Regions from separate parts of the Homo sapiens genome. Here region 1 is linked to region 2. Evidence: chromatin contacts called from ENCODE Hi-C or POLR2A ChIA-PET data. All regions are on one chromosome and are shown on one strand. The core of a region is the stretch at or near the end of the contact, and the rest is flanking DNA. Distances in the headings are between cores, read along the strand shown.

Evidence for each region. A loop is a pair of places that touch in the nucleus more often than their neighbours do. ChIA-PET counts read pairs that join two places held with the same protein, here RNA polymerase II (POLR2A). Pooled maps may share reads with other maps.
Region 1: a loop to region 2 is called in a pooled map, with 2.8 times the contacts of the local background. The contact joins two enhancer-like sites. A Hi-C loop is called at or near these places in 1 of 168 maps with a recorded cell type or tissue (tibial artery) and 2 of 50 pooled maps. POLR2A ChIA-PET finds 5 or more read pairs at or near these places in 4 of 52 experiments (Caco-2, HepG2, activated CD4-positive, alpha-beta T cell and 1 more).

The regions. Positions count from the first base shown.
Region 1 is chr22:46,279,639-46,283,169 of GRCh38, reverse strand. TTC38 (tetratricopeptide repeat domain 38) reads right to left here. Exons shown (of 14, transcript NM_017931.4): 7 at 1,452-1,571. Among named protein-coding and RNA genes, the nearest start is that of TTC38, 13 kb to the right of the region's middle. Within about 2 kb of position 2,094, at least 5 of the 41 ENCODE cell types and tissues checked have a DNase peak (open chromatin) inside an H3K27ac peak, as active enhancers do.
Region 2 is chr22:46,199,983-46,203,253 of GRCh38, reverse strand. The region is part of intron 4 of PPARA (peroxisome proliferator activated receptor alpha); the gene reads right to left. Among named protein-coding and RNA genes, the nearest start is that of CDPF1, 49 kb to the left of the region's middle. RefSeq lists enhancers at 1,232-1,836, 1,837-2,441. Within about 2 kb of position 1,638, at least 3 of the 41 ENCODE cell types and tissues checked have a DNase peak (open chromatin) inside an H3K27ac peak, as active enhancers do.

The DNA.
Region 1 (3,531 bases), core at 845-3,344, 79 kb before region 2:
CCCAAGAGTCCAAGACCCACCTGGGCAACATAGGGAAGAGACCCTGTCTCTCTAAAAAAAAAAAATTTTTTTAATTAGCCAGGTGTGGTGGCACGCACCAGTAGTCCCTGCTATTTGGGAGGCCGAGGTGGAAGGATCGCTTGAGCCCAGGCGGTCGAGGCTGCGGTGAGCCCTGATTGTGCCACTGCACTCCACCTTGGGCGACAGAGAGAGAACTTGTCTCAAAAAAAAACAAAAACAAAAACCTGCAGAGATCAACAGGCCCAGGGCCACACTCCAACAGGTGCTGGCAAAGCCCCGAGAGCCAGGGGAGTGGGTGGTATGTGGGTGGCTACCTTAGGCTGCCCTCAGTATGAAGCAGTGTTAAAGTAGGACCTGTGCTGGGCTCAGAGCTGGCCCCTGCTAGGGTATTTCCAAGCTCAGGAGACTGGACTCGTGATCCTCAACAAGCTAGAGTGCCCAGCACTCAGAAACCTCAAACAAACCTCAGTGTCCCTGAGAAGGGAACCTGACCACTGCCCCCTTGACAGAGCCGAATCTGGAGGCCCGAGGATCCTCCGCAGCAAGGCTCAGACTGCATGGCCCCTGCTTGGGAGCCAAGTGCACACCCTTCCCTGATTTCTTGCTGCCCCAAATACAAAGCAGGTATTCAGTAAACGCTGAGTGAGCGACGCTGTGTCCCTGTCCCAGGGGAGGCCCCATCTCCCTTGAGCCCAATAGGCTCACCTGATGCAGCCCCGTCTGTCCAGAGGGCCCACCTCCACCATGGTGCTAGCCTTTCCTTCCCTGAGGCCTCTGCAGGCGTTTCTGCCTCTGCCTGGACACCACCTTGCCTCCCCTGGAAAGAGGGACTGACAAGGCCTCCTGCACAGCCCATGTCCGCCTTGTACCTGGGCTCTAGGACACCAAAGTAAGCAGCTCTCCTCTCCCTCACAGGCCACTGTAGGCCTTGGAGGCCTTGCTCAAGCTAGTGACGGGCTAGGATGCCCTCCATCTTCCCCCTCTGTGTGGCACACACCTGCTCATCCTTCAGTAGCCAACTCAGAGGTTGCCCCCTCCAGGATGCCTTCCCTAGCCACTGTCCCCCCAAGCCCAGTTGAGTTTAATGCTTCCTCTGCGTTTCCACATCCCACAGAGGGTCCCCGTCATGGTGCAGCTCATGTGCTTTGAAGAGGCTGCTCGCTCCTCCTGACCAGGCCCTGTAAGGACAGAGAAGTCTGGGCTGGACCCTCAGTGGAGTCCCTAGGGCAAGGTATGGGCCTGGGGTGGGGACTGGAATCTTGATTGCATTCTGCTCAGCAGCCAAACACCTGAGGCAGGTGCAGGTGGAGGAGGAGAGGGAACCCCGAGAATTAAGCCATGCCCTGTAACTCTTGTCCATAAAGCCTTGGCCTGACTCAAGGGGATGCACTGAATTTCCCAGGGAGGTGACCCATTGACAAGCATCATACCTTCCAGAAGGTCTCTGAGTGCTGCATGAATTCCAACCCATCCTTGATCTCTGCTTTCATCTCGTGGATGTGAGCGACGGTGTGCACCGACCATGCGTCTGTCGGGTTAATAGATAAAGCCTACGCAGGGTGCGGGGAAGAGGATTCCAGATAAAGCAGATCAGTCAGGCTGCCGGGGCAGGCGACGGCAGGTCTCTAAGGGGCAAGAGGGGCCTGGGCTGAACGGGGTGGAGCAAGTGGGGGGGCGGGGCTCTGACTCAAAACACTGACAATTAGCACCACTTCCTGCCTGCCCGGGCACACCAGCTCATGGGTCTCACTGCCCAGTTCACAGATGAGGAAGCTGAGTCTTAGGGAGGCTATGCGACTTCACCCAGCTGGACAGCAGCAGGATCTTTCTAAAGCCAGGGCTCAGACCCAAGCCCACAGCATTCTGCATACAGCTGAGGTGCTTGCAAAACATACCCGCCCTCTCTGGGCCTCAGCTGCCGCCTGCCTGGAAGGCCACGGATGCTGCCTTTCTCTTAGAGAAGTGGTTACTGCCCATGTGAACGTGGTGTGAACTATCAAGTCCTCCAGTGGCTGTGACTGCCTCTTCCCACTACCATATATGTGAGGACACGTGGCTTTCTGGGTGCAGAAACAGCTGGCTCTGAGGTTATCACAGTTCATGACAACAGCCGCTCCCATGACCTGTGAGCTTGACAGCGACCAGCGAGGCAGGCAGGACTCATGGAATGATCCTCCCCTCCTAGCCGTTTCTTTCTTCTATTTATGTGTTCAGCTCATGTTTGCTAAGCATCTACTCAGCCACAGTCAGAGCTTAGAAAATGGAGCAGTAAACTGAGGCTCACAGAAGCCCCATTGCCTGGCCTGTGCCCAGGTCCCCCATGCCAAATCATGAGTTCCCGCCAGCCCCACTGCCTCAGTCTCCCCACGCCTTTCATAGGGGTCCAGAAGCCCCAAGCTCTTCTGCCCTGGCCCAGCACCTCCTGTGAGGCTTTTGGCAGGAGGTCGGCCCCAGCAAGCCCTGCCTCCCTGCCCACCACTCAGCTTTTGTGGGCCCAGCCCACTCCATGTGGGAACAGAGGGAAAGAAAGTGTGTCTGTAGGGGACCGTGGGCACCCCTGGGCAGGGGCTCTGAGTACAGGACACTTGGGCACAGTCTAAGCAGGGCGGGCGTGGGGCCCCGAGACGGGACCCTGCTAAGCATGCTGCTTTCACGAATGGCAGGAGTGAAGGGTGGTGGCTGTCACCAGCTCTGATGAGCTGACTGGCATCTTCCCTCTCTTGGAGCCCTCCCATGGTTCCGTGGGAAGGAGTCCAAACTGCATTCCCAGGCTACAAGGCCCAGCAGAATCCAGTCCTCACCTGCCCCTCTACAGCCCTGGCTCCTGGAGCCCTGGCTTGCCGCCTCCTCCCTAAGCCTCCACCCATTGAGCCACTTGGATGGAGCTCCAGGTCCCCAAGCTCTGTGGCTGTGCCTGTGCCTGCCGCCTGCCTGCTCCTGCCCTGGCTCCTCCTACCCTCACCAGCCTGGGGCTGCAGACACAGAGCCCATGTGTTACCACTCCTGGCCCCATCACAGCCTGCTTTTCCTGCCCAGTAGTTGTCTGTGGGGTGCTGGTGTTGAAGACAAAGAGTTGGTGCCTGCAACACAAGGGACAGGAGGCGAAAGGGGAGCAATGGAGAAGGGAGGGGACCCTATCCACCACTTCTTGCTCCTTGCAAGGCATGGGCTTGCATGTTTTTTTGGCCACCCTCAGTGCGGGGGACTTGCCACATCTGGTTTGCCACAGCTACCCTTGTCCAGAGCTTCTCCAAATGTCCCAGGAGCTCTCAGGTGCCCAGATGGATGCCACCCACAGGAGGGCCCAGCTACCATGGTCTCCAAGGGACTTTCCTACAGCTGACCCCTGGATGGTGCTGTCTGGTCACCCAGGCCATGGAACCAAGACTGTCAGAAAGCCACTCGGGTCCCCCACCTGCCCTGACTCAGAGTTAAAGCAAAGAACACATCACTCAAGCCTCAAGTCTCGGATTCTGTAATCAGAGCAGTCTTCAGAGAGCGCAGCGACCC
Region 2 (3,271 bases), core at 389-2,888:
ATTAGGTACAAATATGAACGATCTAATTTACAAATAAGAAATAATCTTAAATGACCTCATCTCTCAGACTTCGCAGTAACAGTTCAGTAAAACCTGGAAGGGAGGAAAGAGGTTTTAACAATTGTGAGATGAGTACAAATGACCACATGTATGAATAACAGTGAGGAAATGCTGAGGGGGAAATAAGAAATGGGTTATCACCCGCTTGCCACTTTAAAGGCTGGTGGTCAAAACCAGGGATGGGTGACCAGGACGCTTCAGTGTGGTCACTTTTTGTAAGTTCCCCTTTTTTTTCTTTGTGCCATAAAGTTCCTTGGAATTGGTTCAGAACAAATTTGGAACCCTTTTTCTCCTGCCCTGAACCCTCGCTATTTATTTATTTATTTATTTAAAGACAGAGTCTCACTCTGTTGCCCAGGCTGGAGTGCAGTGGTGTGATCTTGGCTCACTGCAACCTCCGCCTCCTGGATTCAAGCGACTGTCCTGCCTCAGCCTCCTGAGTAGCCGGGATTACAGGCCAAGATCGCACCACTGCACTCCAGCCTGGGCAGCAAGAGTGAAACTCTGTCTCAAAAAATAAATAAAAAATAAAATATTTTACATTAATTGGATCATAAGAAATATGTCCTTAAGCTTAAGAGGTGCACGCCTCCACGCCCAGCTAATTTTTTTTATTTTTAGTAGAGATGAGGTTCCACCATGTTGGCCAGGTTGGTCTCGAACTCCTGACCTCAGGTGATCCACCCGCCTCGACCTCCCAAAGTGCTGGGATTACACACGTGACCACCGTGCCCGGCCTGCTTTTAATTTATTTAGATGGGAAGCACAGTTCAGTCTGTGGAATTGGGTTAAATGTGGCTTTTAATGGATTATATAGACCACAAGGCTAGTATGCAGGAAATTCTCAAGCCTTACCTCTGTCAGAATTTCCAGATGAGTTAAAAATACATTTTAGATTATAGTTCTTGACAATGACCTAAAAGACACTACTTTTAGAAAAGGACCCTAGAAGAGCAGGGTTCCCTCCTGCATGAGGACCAGGGGTCAGGAGAGAGCACAGAATAAGGGGTCCTGTGTTTAAGCTGCCAGAGGAGGCAGGAGGGGGCTGGGCAGCCCTCCTGGCCACTGCCAGGAAAGAACTTTCCAGAGCTAGAGCCACACACCCACCCACTCCCGCAGCTCACACAAATTCCATATTTCAGAACAAGCTCTAGAGTATATCTTACCCAAAGAAAAAAGTGTATCTCTGAACTCTTTTACTAGACAATGAACTATATTTTTCACCCTGGGGGTGGGGCTGCGGGAGCCTGCCTGCCTTAAAAAAGAAAGGCAAAAAAGAAAAACAAAAGCAAGATAAATCTTTTCAAATCCATAAGGAAAAGATTTTTCTAATAAATAGCACAAATAGTCATTATAGGAAAACGGTGAACCAGCATGGGGTGTGTCTGTGATGGGTGAAGAAAGGTCCCACATTGTGGGGTTAAGAGCTGGGTTCTGGGCTGGTGATCTCCAGCACGTCAGGATGTCCTGGGACCTGCCTCCTTTCCTCCTTCCTTAAATAAACATAACAACGACCTCACAAGGCTGCTCTGGGCTTAGGCAAGCCGAGGTGTGAGGTGTGTGGGCAGCCTGCAGTGCTCAGGAAACAATGCGGTCATTGTCAAGGCCATTAACCCGGGTTCACTGCAAGACAACCTACCCAGGCCACTCAAGGCGCCACCTGACACGGAGCCTTTTCCTTGCTCTCCTCCAGCCTCCCTGTCCCCTTCCCCACTGCTCTGGGGGCCATGATCTCCCTACACCTTCACTCCTTCCACAGCGCTTATCCTCTGCTTAACGCGCCAGGAGAAAGGGAGTCAAAACTTGCACCACCTGTAAAGGTCTGTCAGGGTCACTCCCAAAGCTGCTCGGTCACAAAGGCCCCCCAGAGTCCTCAGGGGCTCACTTGCCTCTTGCAATTCCTGATTGACTAAGCTGAGAACACTGCCACCTTTTACAAGGCGCGATCATGCCAGCATGCAGAGAATAGCCCTCTAGAGCAAGCTGAGAGGCGGGGTCCAGGCCCGGCTCTGTGTCTTTCTGGCTGTATGAACCGTGGCAGGTTACTTACTTTTTTTTTTTTTTTTTTTGAGACGGAATCTTGCTCTGTTGCCCAGGCATTACAGGTGTGTACCACCATGCTTGGCTAATTTTTGTATTTTCAGTAGAGATGGGGTTTCACCATGTTGACCAGGCTGGTCTTTAACTCCTGACCTCAAGTGATCCGCCCGCCTCAGCCTCCCAAAGTGCTGGGATTACAGGCATGAGCCACCACGCCCCAACTTTTTTTTGAGATGGAGTCTCACCCTGTCGCCCAAGCTAGAGTACAGTGGCATGATCTCTGCTCACTGCAACCTCTGCCTCCTGGGTTCAAGCAATTCTCCCTGCCTCAGCCTCCTGAGTAGAGTAGCTGGGATTACAGGCACCTGCCACCACTCCCAGCTAATGTTTTGTATTCTTTAGTAGAGATGGGGTTTTGCCATGTTGGCCAGACTGGTCTTGAACTCCTGACCTCGGGTGATCCGCCTGCCTCAGCCTCCCAAAGTGTTGGGATTACAGGCGTGAGCCACTGCGCCCAGCCAAGTTACTTAATTTCTCTGAGCTTATTTCTGTATAGTCACACACTGCACAGTGACATTTTGGTCAACAATAGACCATAAGTTCAACTGTGGTATCATGGTCCCATAAGATGATAATACTGTATTTTTGCTGTAACCTTTTCTACTATATGTTTTGGTATGTTTAGACGCACAAATACTTACCATTGTGTCACAGGGGCCTACGCCGTTCAGTACAGTAACACGCTGTACAGGTGCGTGCCTTGGAGCAACAGGCTGCACCGCAGAGCCTCGGTGTGCAGCAGGCTCTACCATCTGGGTTTAAGTGTACTCTATGACTTTCACACAATGATGAAATCACCTAAGGATGCATTTCTCACAACCTGTCCCTGTCATTAAGCAACATGACTGTAATACCCATGTACACACCACCCAGGTTTATCACACTGCTGAAGTCTTTTAAAAATATACAACCTAGAGAGAATTACAGTCCCCATGGGACCCCTCCCCAGTTCTCCCTCCATCTTGCTCAGGAGGTGACTGAGTCCTTAAAGCTGAGATGCCCTTTGCAATAGGTGTATGTCTGTTTCCACCAGTGATGTACTAGATTGTTTAGTGTTAAAGATTTTAATTGGGCCGGGTGCAGTGGCTCATGCCTGTGATCCCTGCACTTT